Linked DNA regions of Homo sapiens: regions 1 and 3 are each linked to region 2. The links are chromatin contacts, found by Hi-C or POLR2A ChIA-PET in ENCODE. All regions are on one chromosome and are shown on one strand. The core of a region is the stretch at or near the end of the contact, and the rest is flanking DNA. Distances in the headings are between cores, read along the strand shown. Region 1 has its middle 18 kb from the start of TMPRSS12. Region 2 holds the start of CSRNP2 (cysteine and serine rich nuclear protein 2). Region 3 overlaps DIP2B (disco interacting protein 2 homolog B).

Region 1 (4,470 bases), core at 351-2,850, 260 kb after region 2:
GGTGTGCTGAAGTTTAGATGTGTTTTATCTTCTAGGTTAATTGAATCTTTTATTTTTATTTTTAAATTTTTTTTTTTGAGGCAGTTTCACTCTTGTCCAGGCTGGAATGCAATGGCATTATCTTGGCTCACTGCAACCTCTGCCTCCTGGGTTCAAGCAATTCTCCTGTCTCAGCCTCCTGAGTAGCTGGGATTATAGGCATATGCCACCATGCCTGCCTAATTTTTGTATTTTTTATTTATTTATTGTTTTAGTAGAGATGGGGTTTCATTATATTGGTCAGGCTGATCTCGAACTCCTGACCTCAGGTGATCCGCCCACCTCGGCCTCCCAAAGTGCTATGATTACAGGTGTGAGCCATGACGCCAGACCTGAGTCTTTTATTTTTTTTAGTGGCTGATTTTGTCCCAAGTAATTATTTTTGCTTTAAAGTCTATCTTGTTCAATATAGTTATGCCAGCTTGCTTTTGGCTAATATTTGGTATAACTTTTTCCATGTTTTTACTTAAAGTACCAAGTCTTCAGCCCTGCTGTTTCCTTATATTTTAGATTTACCTCTTATAAGTACCATATAGTTAGATATTATTTCCTAATTCAACCTGACAATCTTTGTCATTTAACTAAAATGCCCAGTTTGTTTACATTTATTATGATTATTGATACATATGGATTGATTTCTACCATCTTATTTTGGGCTGTTTGTCCCACCTGTTTCTTTCTTTTTCTCTCCTTTCTTGTCTTTTGGATTGATGAGTGTTTTTACTGGGTATAGAATTCTAGGTGTTTGTGCACAATGATAAAGTGAAAAGTTGAGGGCCCTTTTGTTCTCTTTTGTCATCTCCAGAAGCAGAGTTTGAGCTTGTGAAAAACCATGGTTCATATGTATTTGGCATCCTTCACCTACCACAATACTTAGTACATAGTTAATTCATAGGAATTCCATTTATTTTGATTATCTTTGACTACAGCTGGCAAGATGTGGCCTTTTCCTTTTAAAAAATTTATTGCTAAGAACTCTAAGGCAGTTTTTGTTTAAATGTTTTGTAAACTTAGCCTATGTTATTTGCAGCTTTTCTGAATTAAAAAAAAAAATTGGCAAGCCTTTTCCCCAGATGCGGCATTAAATTCTAAGAGCTGTCAGTTGGGCAAAACTTTGATCATTTTGTTCCAAAATTAATTATTAAATCACCATACCTACGTTCCTCACTAAATTTCCTCTGGTCTACTTGATCGTTCATTTATGGAATGATACAGTATTAAGGTACCATTTATAAACTTCTAAAAAAAATACTGCAATCCAGCATGCATTATTTATGGATCTGTGTAAATATTAAAACAGGGACTGGGCTGGGCATGGTGGCTCATGCCTCTAATCTCAGCACTTTGGGAGGCCAAGGTAGGTGGACTGCTTGAGCTCACTAGTTCAAGGTCAACCTGGGCAACATGGCAAGACCATGTTTCAAAAAAAAAAAAAAAAAAAACAGGAAAGAAAAAAAGTAATTTTGGAGTTAGAGCTGTGTAAATCAGTGTGTAAAACTTCTGTGATTTTAAAATGGAGGGTTGCCATCTAGTGGACACATTTAAATAAAACCTTTAAAGTCTTTCATAATAGGTTATGACGCAATGGAATAAAGTTTTTCAGACTCTTCCACACCACACGTAAGAAAGAAGGTATATTCTGATAGTTAAAACAACTTTGGAGTTTATCAGACCTAGGTATGAACCCTGGTTTTCTTATTTACTGTGTAACCTTGGGCAAAGTTTCAAACCTGTCTGTACCTTAGTGAGTTTGAACTCAGACCTTCATTGATTTAACAAAGTTCCCAACTTACAATGGTTCAACTTACAATTTTTTGACTTTATGATGGTGTGAAAACGATACTCATTCATTAGGAAACACGCTTCAAATTTTGATCTTTTCCTGGGCTGGTGATATTCAGTATAATACTCTGGCAATGCTGGGCAGTGGCAGAGAGCCGCAGCTCCCAGTCAGCCATGTGATCAAGAGGGTTAACAACTGTTACTCTGCAGTCTACTGTGTTGCCAGATGATTTACCTATAGGGTAATCTAAGCATTCTGAGCACGTCTAAGGTAGGCCAGGCTAAGCTATGATGTTTGCTAGGTTAGGTGTATTAAATGAATTTTTAATTTACAATACTTTCAACTTACCATGGGTTTATCAGGATATAACTCCATCATTAACAGTAGAGGAGGTCAGGCGTGCACACCTGTAATCCCAGCACTTTGGGAGACCAAGGCGGGTGGGTCACCTGAGGTCACGAGTTCGAGAACAGCCTGACCAAGGTGAAACCCCATCTCTACTAAAAATACAAAAATTAGCCAGGCGTGGTGGCACGTGCCTGTAATCCCAGCTACTCCGGAGGCTGAGGCAGGAGAATCATTTGAACCCGGGAGGCGGAGGTTGCAGTGAGCTGAGATCACGCCATTGCACTCCAGCCTGGGCAACAAGAGCAAAGCTCCGTCTCAAATAAACAACAGCAACAACAACAACAAAAACCACAAACAATAAAACAGTAAAGGAGCATCTGCATTATGAAGCCCTCCAGTGAACTAGATTAGACTGTGGGGATGGTTTCCTAGACTGTGGGGAGATAGCAGAGCACAAAATTAGACAGTCTCCTCCTAGAGTTTAATAAGGGTTGTGTTAGGGGTACTGGGGAGGGACTACTATTAATATTTTAGAGTGGGCAGTTAGAAATTGGGTTTAAATCTTAGATCCCTTAATAATGCTTATATAACCTTAGGCAAATACCAGTCTCAAGGATGACATTAAGACCTAAGTTCAACACGAGCTGTAACACGGCTTCGTTCATCACTTTTTTCCTAGTAATGCTTGGAATAGAAAAGGCCTTCGATAAGTATCTGCTGAATGTATGAATGGCACTACTTTAGCATTACCTGAACACATTTCCTGGCGCCTAAGCACTCAATAAATTTTAGTATTAAGGAAATTACATGACTATGTATATTATGTACATAGGGAACCTTGGACTTAAAACAATTTTAGATTGATACATAATTTACCAGTTAAAAATTGTTATATACACTTACTGAAGGCAGCAAACTGCTGCATGTAACCCTATCAATATTGAGGGAAGGCCAGGCACAGTGGCTGACGCCTGTATTCCCAGCCAAGATCGCCTGAGGTCAGGAGGTCGAGACTAGCCTGGCCAACATGGCAGAACCGTCTCTAATAAAAATACAAAAATTAGACAGGCATGGTTGCGCACGTCTGTAATCCCAGATACTCGAGAGGCTGAGGCAGGAGAATCGCTTGAACTCGGGAGGCAGAGATTACAGTGAGCCAAGATCGTGCCACTGCACTTCAGCCTGGGCGACAGAGTGAGACTCCACCTCAAAAAAAGAAAATATATATATATTTATATATATATTATATAATTTAATTATATATTTTTATTATATATATAATTAAAATATATATTATATATAATATAATATATATTATATATAATATAATATAGATTATATATATAAAATCTATATTATATATAATATAGATTATATAATATAGATTATATAATCTATATTATATATAATAGATTATATATATAAAAATATACATATATTTATATATTTCCTCTATATAGAGAGAGGAAAAGGATCTCAACCACGCAATGGCAGAGAGATACGGTCTCTAATGCCTACCTATGTCTGCTACAAAAAAATTTACACCAATAAAGGGAGATGGTTATCAGAATCTCTCTCTCAAAAGTGGGAGGAGGGGATGGCAGGCACAGTGGCTCATGCCTATAATCCCAGCACTTTGGGAGGCCGAGGTGGGTGGATCACTTGAGGCCAGGAGTTCGAGACTAGCCTGGCCAACATGAGAAACCTCACCTCTACTAAAAACTACAAAAATTAGCCGGGTGTGGTGGCACAGGCCTATAAACCCCAGCTACTCGGGAGGCTGAGGCACGAGAATCACTTAAGCCTGGGAGATGGAGGTTGCAGTGAGCCAAGATTGCACCACTGCACTCCAGTCTGGGCAACAGAGCAGAGCAAGACTGTGTCTCCAGAAGAAAAAAAAAAAAGTGGGAGGAGGGGGTGTTAAATGGCCTAAACCTCCTCCAAATGACTGTCCCTCAAAAATTCCTGCCAAACTCTCCTAGAACAGCCTTCTGAATTCTACTACCTTGAGGTATGCGTTCCTTCACTTTTATAGTAAAACAAACAGTACTTATTAAAAACAGGCCAGGCGAGGTGGCTCACACCTGTAATCACAGCACTTTGGGAGGCCAAGGTGGGCGGATCACTTGAGGTCAGGAGTTCGAGATCAGCCTGGCCAACATGATGAAGCCCCGCCTCTACTAAAAATACAAAAATTAGCTTGGCGTGGTGACGCACGCCTGTAATCCCAGCTACTTGGGAGGCTGAGGCAGAATTGCTTGAACCCAGGAGGCGGAGGTTGCAGTGAGCCAAGAGTGGGA
Region 2 (4,516 bases), core at 1,372-3,871:
CATCAGGCTGGTTTTTTGTTACTCAGCCTACTGATTCTATAGAGTGGTCTAGGATAGTTTTCTCTTCCCTTTTGTCTTCTGTATGCACAGGAAGAATGGGATCATGAACCAAACCTTCTACACAACTGAATAGAAAGCTTATGATTAAAAATAGCTAACATTTACACAGCACTGACTGTTGTAAACATTTTCCAATATATCAGCTGTTTAATCTTCACAAAACCCAATGAGATAGACATCGTTATTCCTGGCTTGCAAATGAGGAAGCTAAGGCAGAAAACTTATGTCCCTTGCCCGGGGTCATGCCACTAGTAAGTAGAGGAAGTGGGGTTTATATTCAGGCAGTCTGGCTCCAGGATCAATGCTCTCGATCACTCCAGGATCCATGCTCTTGATCACTCATTATATTGCCTCTGAATTTCAGCAAAGAGAGATGACAAGTGCATGTTACCAAAAGATTGCTTTTTTCTGATCTACTGCTTTTTTATTTTGCAGTGTAGTGTCCTAGCTTCTTGGAGTCTCTGATGTCACCTAGGGGAGAGAACTGAAATTCTTAGCATGTTTTCCCAAGCCATCCAGCCTCTCACTTCTAAAGCTGAGATGGCTTGGTAGCTAGTGGATCTGGCTTCATAGTTTCTTGGTTGCAGTGAAAAATGTACCAGGTTTTGGAACCAGCCTAACGTGAGTTTAAATCCTGCTGTCCATCCATCTATCCAATAAATATCTATCATACTCTTAAATGTCAACTACTAGGCTTTGTACTGTGTGTTGAGGATACAGTAAACAAAACAATTCCTTGCTCTCACCGAATTTAGTCAAGTGAGACAAGACAAAAACAAATACGTGGATGCTAAGAAGAAATATAAGGCACAGGGATAGAAACTAAGGAGAAGCACCATTTTAGAAATATGGTTAGGCATTTGTGCCCGGGAGTTTGAGGCTGCTGTGAGCCGTGATTGCGCCACTGCACTCCAGCCTGGGTGACAGAGTGAAATCCTGTCTCTTAATGCAGGGAAAAAGAAATATGGTTAGGGAAGATCTCGGATATGGGGACATTCGAGCAGATATTATGTGAGGGAGTAAGTATGTGGCTAGCTGGTGGAAGCCAGACAAAAGGCCCTGAGGTAAGAGAATGATTGCCCAGTTGAAGGAGCTGCAATGAGGCCAGTGTATTCAAGCAGAGTATGGAAGGGGGAAAGTAGAAGCAAACAAGATGACAGAACAAAATGAGGGGGCGGGGTGGGGGTCGGGGGACAAGAGAATGCAGCTCGAGCTTGCCGAGCCTTATAGTTCAAGGGAAAGACAACAAAGAAGAAACCAAGGCTATGTGTCCTTGGCAAATCACATACAACTTTTGACTTCTTAATCTTGGTTTTCCCCTTTTTTTTCTTTTTCTTTTTCTTTTTTTTTTTGAGACGGAGTTTCGCTCTTGTTGACCGTGCTGGAGGGCAATGGTGCAGTCTTGGCTCACTGCAACCTCCGCCTCCCGGGTTCAAGCCATTCTCCTGGGTCGGCCTCCCGAGGAGCTGGGATTAAAGGCACGTGCTACCACCCTCGGCTAATTTTTGTATTTTTAGTAGAGACAGGGTTTCACCATGTTGGTCAGGCTGGTCTCGAACTCCTGACCTCATGACCCGCCCGCCTCGGCCTCCCAAAGTGCTGGGATTACAGGCATGAGCCACCGCGCCTGGCGCCCTTTCTTAAAAATAGGTTGCGGAAGGGCGCGGTGGCTCATGCGTATAATCCCAGCACTTTGGGAGGCCGAGGCGGGCGGATCGCCTGGGCCCAGGAGTGCAAGACCAGCCGGGGCAACATGGCGAAAACCCCTTTTCTATTTAAATAAATAAATTAGTTTGCAAAGTTGAGAAGATTTTTTTTTTTTTTTTTTTGAGACGGAGTCTCGCTCTTTCGCCCAGTCTGCAGTGCAGTGGCGCGATCTCGGCTCACTGCAAGCTCCGCCTCCCGGGTTCACGCCATTCTCCTGCCTCAGCCTCCCGAGTAGCTGGGACTACAGGCGCCCGCCACCACGCCCGGCTAATTTTTGTATTTTTTAGTAGAGACGGGGTTTCACCTTGTTAGCCAGGTTGGTCTCGATCTCCTGACCTCGTGATCCGCCCACCTCGGCCTCCCAAAGTGCTGGGATTACAGGCGTGAGCCACCGCGCCCGGCAGCAATTTTTTTTTTTTTAAAGAAAACACTCAAAGCACTCCCTCATATAAGTAGATAACTCAAGATATTGCTTGTATTCTTTATAACCTGCGCAGGCTGCAATAAGTCATATTGCTGAAGACTAAGACCCCATGAGCGAGGAGAAGGGGGGATCATGTTCCTAATGGCGTGTGGTCAGGACACGAAAGAAAAAGGGAGCTTTGGAGGAGAATTCGTTTATTTAAGATCTGTAGCTGAGTCTCCTCTCTTCCCCCATTAAAAGGTTGCAGCAGAGCTGCCGCCTCGGGAGCCGGTTTGCGCGCCGGCTTCGGCTTTGCAGCAGTTACCGCCTACAACTCCCGGCATGCTGCTGGGTGTGGGCCGGCCCGTAGACTCCATTTCCCAGCCAGCCCCGGGTCTCGGTCAGGACGTGCCGGCGCCTATAAGAGCCAGTGCGCTGCGGCCGGATCCTATTGTTAGCCGGAGCCGGGGCGGTTCTGGGCGTCTGCTGCCGGGGGCGCCCGAGTTGCCGGAGACGCCCGGCCCTCTCTGCCTGCCGGCTGGGCTGCCCACCGCCCTCCCTCCCCGCCCTGCCGCCCTGGGAGCTCCCCGGCCGTCGCCGCGGGGCCCGGGACTCGCTCGCTCCTCCCTCCTTCCCACCGGGCTAGGGCGGCGGCGGCAGCGGGGGCGGCAGAGACCATCACGGGAGGAGGCAGCTGCGGCGGGGCCGGTAATGGGCCTAGGGGTGCGGGGCGGAGGGTGCCGCCTCGTCCTTTCTCGGGATCGGCCCTCGGGCGGCCGTGGAGGAGTGGTCAAGCCCAGAGCCGTGCGGATGGAGGGGTCAGAAATGAGAGGCTCGGACGGGAGCGGTCGGGGGGCGGGGAGGTCGGGTGCCGTTGGGAAGGAACCGAGTCGGGAAGAGGCGTGGGAGCGAGGGGCACCGAGGACGCTGGCCCGGACTGCGGGGGCAGCTCGCGGGAGACCGATGGGCGGCTTGGAAGCCTGCAGGATTGCAGATGAGGATTGAGTTCGGAATGGAGTGGAGAATGATGTAGGATGGAGGAAAGTGAAGGAAGGGGAGGGGGAACAGAGGAAAATGTGGGAGGAGTGGTTGGGAATTTGTGAGTAGCAGGCAGGAAGGGATGCGGAAGGCTGGGTAGGGGCTGCAGAGGATTGGAATGAGCGGGAAGGTTAGCAGGAATCAGAGGGAAGTGGGCCGAGAGCTGAAGGGTTCGGCAGGAGTGTTCATTAAAAGGAACTGGTGACTTGACATGTCCCTTCGCTCCGGTTCCTGATGTCTCCCATATTTCTGGCGTCGTGTGGGAAAATGAAAGCATCAATTGCCCTGGTTGCTAGCTTGATCTTTTTTCATAGGCCCAATTACGCAGCCAACTGCCACCCGTCCCTTTTAGTGCTGTGGTCTTGATTCATCCTTTTAAAGGGGTTGAGAGTGGCAGTGTGACACACAAACTGTTCTTCAGAATGAAATGCTAGAAGTTATCCCCACAAGACAACACTGTCCCCTTGTCCTGCAGTTTTCAGTTCAAGGTAAATTCATAGTTCAGATTTTTTTCTTCACTGGCTTTCTGTCTTGCAAATCCACAAAGCCAGGATGTTGGTTGTGCCGGTGTTATAAATGACTGGATATCCTTGAGAGTTAATGCAGCATCATGTTCCAGTTCCCACAAAGATCTGTCTTCCACACGATGGTAGTTTAGGCATGGAAAATTCTAACCTTGTGTTAGTGAATGGGTAAAAATCGGGGAGTGGGGGTGGTGAGTGCACGGCTTTCTTTAAACACCTAACTTAAGCGGGGGGTTTTCACTTGGGTGCTTTGTAAGTTCATGATCCTGGTGATCACAAAGACACATGGATCCATGAAATTCATGGTATATGAGAAACAACCACAGTATCTTGTAAAAGGAGAAACAGGGCAGGTCATTTTATTCAGGTTTATGGTAACACAGCAGCAAGCCTTCCTTCCAACCCAGCTACAGATGGTAGCCCTGACCATCTTACTGGAGGTTTTGATTCCTTGACCTTTAGCAGAAGGTTGGGTTCCAGTCAAGTGAAGAGGCTTTCTCCTGTGAGATGTAGCTTATTACTTTGGACTCATTTAAGAAAGAGACTTATATTACCTAAACTTTGCAAATAGATTCTTCCAGAAAATTTTGCCTGGGCAGTCCCTCTTGCTGCTCTCACATATGCTGTTTTTTTTTGTTGTTGTTGTTGTTTGTTTGTTTGTTTGTTTTGGTGGTTATAGGAATCCTTTTAGGCCTGAAAAAAACTTAGATCTAGTACTAAAATATACATATTCTGGTGGAACTGTTTATTAGGTGCTAGCCTGATGTATTCTGTGCTCTGGATC
Region 3 (4,351 bases), core at 1,176-3,675, 490 kb after region 2:
TCCCTGCTCAGTTGAGCTGCAGGAAATGGAAGCAGTTGAATGTGAATATAAATACGGATGTCCTTAGAGAACTGTTGTCATAAATTACATGATCAGGAAAAGAGCAAAACAATACAAAAGATCATAATCTCAAAAATCTCCTATTGCCATCGCAGAAAACAGGTAATTTTTATAGAAATGGTGTTGATAATAGCTGTTACACTAATAAATAACAGTGACTCCAAGTTCCCTGGACAAAGGCTATGATTACACCCTGTCAAGCTTTCTATGTTATATTATACGAATAGCTGGTTAAAATGAAGAAATAATGAAATCAGACCATCCCTTCAGGGGAAACAATTGCAGTGTTCAAGAGTTGTTTTTTTGTTTTGTTTTTTGTTTTTTTGAGACTGAGTCTTGCGCTGTTGCCCAGGCTGGAGTGCAATGGCGCAATCTCGGCTCACTCAACTTCCGCCTCCCAGGTTCAAATGATTCTCCTGCCTCAGCCTTTCAAGTAGCTGGGATAACAGGCATGCACTACCACACCCACCTAATTTTTTGTATTTTCAGTAGAGACAGGGTTTCACCATGTTGGTCAAGCTGGTCTCATACTCCTGACCTCAGGAGATCCACCCACCTTGGCCTCCCAAAGTGCTGGGATTACAGGCGTGAGCCACCGTGCTCAGCCTGTTCAAGAGTTTTTAAATTTTAATTTTTTTTTTTTTTTTTTGAGACAGGGTCTCACTCTGTGGCCCAGGTTGAAGTGAAGTGGTGCCATCTCGGTTCACTGCAACCTTCACCTCCAGAGCTTAGGCAATCCTCCCACCTCAGCCTCCTGAGTAGCTGGGACTACAGGTGCAGGCCACCATGCCCTGCTAATTTCTGTATTTTTTTGGTAGAGATGGAGTTTTGCCATGTCGCCCAGGCTGGTCTTGAACTCCTGGACTCAAGCAATCTGCCCACCTCAGACTCCCAGAGTGCTGGGATTACAGGCCTGAGCCACTGTGCCCAGCCAAGAGTTTTTTTTTTTTTTAATGTTTATATGTGTTGACCCAATACTTCTTCTAGGAATCTACCCAAAAGAAAGACAAAAATGTGTCCACTCAATGGGAAAGGATAGGAGAGGGGGGAGAGGGGAGGGGGAGAGGGGAGGGGGAGAGGGGAGGGGGAGAGGGGAGGGGGAGAGGGGAGGGGGAGAGGGGAGGGGGAGAGGGGAGGGGAGAGGGGAGGGGGAGGGGGAGGGGGAGGGGAGAGGGGAGGGGAGGGGAGGGGGAGGGGGGAGGGGGGAGGGGAGGGAAGGGGATCTGAAGACATCTTGGAAGATGCTGGTAAAGGATTATCATCAAAGCTGCAACTGAAAGAAAGAATAAAAAAGGGAAAGGAGATGTTTTATATTCTCATTAGAGAAAGGAGAGCAGGCTGCTTTGTAAAAGCATCCATTTATAGATGACCAGAGAGATGACGCAGTGGCAGTCACGAGGAATTTGGTGTTGCAAAAGGATACATTTTAGAGCAATGTGAGAAGTAGTGGAAAAGCCAGGTAAAATAATATGTTCCAGAAGTCTCTAAGAGGAAGAGGATGGAATCAGGGGGTTGAGGGAGGGAAAAGGAGGGTAGTGTGAGGGAGGAACAGAAGGCAGGCCAACAAAAGGACTTGTGTTAAGATTCTCCCTAAGGGTGTAAGTCTAGAATTAAAACTACTTAACTTTTTTTAAATATATATATTCAAGAAGGCCACATCTTGTGATGAAGGTTGAATCCAATGTTTCCAAGACAGTATCATCCTTATTACCTTAATTATGTGGCTAACCCAGTTTTTATAAATGATCAGGATTCCTGGTCTCTCCTTCCTCTAAAGGAAAGAGAAAAAGTCCTTTGCTCAGTAATGCAAAAGTGGGGTAGGTGCAAATGACTTGACGGCATTAAAGAAACTAAATCAAACTCATATTTAGAAATTACTTGAGTTATTTCTGAAACTTACATCAGTCAGTCATATGGCTGCTCTGGACCCAACCTGAAGGAATTAAGTGTGACCCCGTTCAGTTCAGCAAGCGTGCTCACTTTATCTCACTAAGTTTGCATAAAGAAAAGGAAATCTGAAAGACTGAAAACAGCTCAGCCAATGAGTAAAACTATCAAAAGAACTTGACTGTTCAGTTTTCATCCTTCTCCTTAATTGTGAGAATTCACTTTAATGCATACTTTATGTGCACAAAGACTGAAAATGTAATTACAAAAAAAGCAGCTCTAAAATACTATTAAAGCACTCTGTTGTTTCGGCTAAACAGGAGTCGGCAGTCATCACACACTTGCCAGTCTGTATCACTTGTGACTCAGTCAAGGACTGAACAGGAAATGTGCATGAGCCACCCTCACTGACTCCCATGTGCTGTGTTCTCCTCCTCTCAAACTCCCCCAGATCCATCAGACAACACGCATCCCATCCTCTGATTCAAAGAAGTGATGCTCGTTTGTATTAACGCTCCTCCATGCATAGAAGGGCTCAGCACCACCTAATGGTGCTATATTAAGGTAACACTCTTATTTTTAACCTTTTCCCTGTTTAGAATAATCAAAAAAGTGAGATAGCTGCTGTCTGCGTACTCCAGTTATTTGCCCAATGGATAAACTAAGAAAATTATTTAGATGAAGTACTATGATACTGACAAAGATCCAAAGATTTCAATATAAGATGCCAGATTTTCAAATGCCTTTTCTTAAAATATTTTTTAAATGATTTAAGTAGTTATGTTGTCAAATAATTAATAGTTTCCCCATTCCAACATGTGCTATTGAGCCCTTAAAAAGAATGAAGTAAATCTACATATGTTGACATGGAAAGTTCTCTAAGATAATTATGTGAAAAACAAGGTGCAGAAGAGTTTGTGTAGTGGAGTGCCTTGGTATAAATGGTGTCTCTGGGTATATATTCTTGTTTTGCCTAAAAGGCCATAGAATTCACAAAAGACTGGGGAAATTGGTAAGTTTCCCTACCTACATAACAAAAAAACTAAATTATTTCTTTTAAAATTTAAATTTCTAAAAGAAGTTAGTGGAAATATTTACTCATATAAATATCTGACTACATTTAAAGTAAATACTAATGATTCTTTCATAAAAAGTAATAACCACCAAGTTTTAAGGAAATATAACTAACCAAGACAAGTGACAGCTATTTTTAAAAACACGTAAATAAGATTTATCTAAATATCTTGGGTTATCCAACTCCTTAGTTACCGAATTCTCAGTCTATTTTTTTCATCTGTTTATTTATTTATTTAGAGACTGGGTTATGAGACTGGCTAAGTTTTGAATTTTTGGTAGAGGTGGGGTTTCGCCATGTTGCCCAGGCTGGTCTCAAACTCCTGGGCTCAAGTAATCCACTGTCTCAGCCTCCCAAAGTGCTGGGATTACAAGTGTCAGTGACGGCACCTGGCCATGAATTCTGTCTATTTTAATTCCACTTGAAAACTGTCTCTTTTAGGATCATCCAAACCAGGTCAACCTTCTGAGAGGTTCCCAGTCCTGGAGACAGGTCAAAAGTGAAGCTCAGACTGGTCTGGCACTTATACAGCCATTAGGAAGAGATGAGCAGAAAAGCTCTAAGATTCCACAGCCCAGACTGGCTATGGATATTAACGACCTGCCTCCAACCATCCATACCTGTTCTTTTGTTAATCTGTTTTTACCACCATGCAAGAGAGACAACCAAACTCATACAGTCAAAACTGAGTCATAAGACCCTCTCCCAATTTTTTATTTTTTGTTTCTACTTATAATTCTTACTTTTATACTTCTAAAACAATTCTATCCCTGTTAAAGACTCCTTTCGATATACTAAGTTTACTTACAAGTAAATTTGGAAACATGGAACTTCAACTACAAAGCACTCATAAATGACCTTGAATTCTTCTTACATGAACCAAAGTCTTACAGCCATGGACTTCTCAGACTAGAATACTACATGAAGATGGGAGCACCTATTGGCAAAGTATGATCAAATTATTCTGCTTTACTGAACATTATAAATTCCTTACATACAGCAGAAAGATATGTTCCAGGAACTACTGGAGATCACAAAGGTACAAAGAAATCCTACTCCTTGAGGGTGATAAGGCAAGACTGAGAGTGGAGGAGGAGACGGTGGGAGCACTTCAATATATTCCCAGGAGGTCACGTGCCAGAGGCTATTTATTTACTTTCTCATACATTTTTACTTGAGTCCATGGGAGATTTTACTTCTATGAATAAATGGCTTATTTTATAATGTAAATCAATACACAGACTTGTTGCTGAATACGTTCAACTGTCACAAAGTAAGAAAACTGTTCTAGAGGAACATGTATGTAGTATTCTCCTCAATGGCCACATT

The links. A loop is a pair of places that touch in the nucleus more often than their neighbours do. ChIA-PET counts read pairs that join two places held with the same protein, here RNA polymerase II (POLR2A). Pooled maps may share reads with other maps.
Region 1: a loop to region 2 is called in a map of B cell, with 18 times the contacts of the local background. The contact joins the enhancer-like site here to the promoter of CSRNP2 in region 2. A Hi-C loop is called at or near these places in 4 of 168 maps with a recorded cell type or tissue (B cell, endothelial cell of umbilical vein, prostate gland and 1 more), 1 of 37 single-sample maps with no recorded cell type and 14 of 50 pooled maps. POLR2A ChIA-PET finds 5 or more read pairs at or near these places in 7 of 52 experiments (A673, AG04450, Caco-2 and 4 more).
Region 3: a loop to region 2 is called in a pooled map, with 2.8 times the contacts of the local background. The contact joins the enhancer-like site here to the promoter of CSRNP2 in region 2. A Hi-C loop is called at or near these places in 1 of 50 pooled maps. POLR2A ChIA-PET finds 5 or more read pairs at or near these places in 2 of 52 experiments (H1 and activated CD4-positive, alpha-beta T cell).

Annotation. Positions count from the first base shown.
Region 1 is chr12:50,822,646-50,827,115 of GRCh38, reverse strand. No RefSeq gene overlaps it. Among named protein-coding and RNA genes, the nearest start is that of TMPRSS12, 18 kb to the left of the region's middle. Within about 2 kb of position 1,600, at least 3 of the 41 ENCODE cell types and tissues checked have a DNase peak (open chromatin) inside an H3K27ac peak, as active enhancers do; they include B cell, where a contact is called at or near this core.
Region 2 is chr12:51,081,701-51,086,216 of GRCh38, reverse strand. It overlaps CSRNP2 (cysteine and serine rich nuclear protein 2), which reads left to right and starts at 2,621. Exons shown (of 5, transcript NM_030809.3): 1 at 2,621-2,878. RefSeq lists an enhancer at 1,570-2,196 and a silencer at 2,570-3,059.
Region 3 is chr12:50,595,650-50,600,000 of GRCh38, reverse strand. The region is part of intron 1 of DIP2B (disco interacting protein 2 homolog B); the gene reads right to left. Among named protein-coding and RNA genes, the nearest start is that of DIP2B, 93 kb to the right of the region's middle. Within about 2 kb of position 2,425, at least 13 of the 41 ENCODE cell types and tissues checked have a DNase peak (open chromatin) inside an H3K27ac peak, as active enhancers do.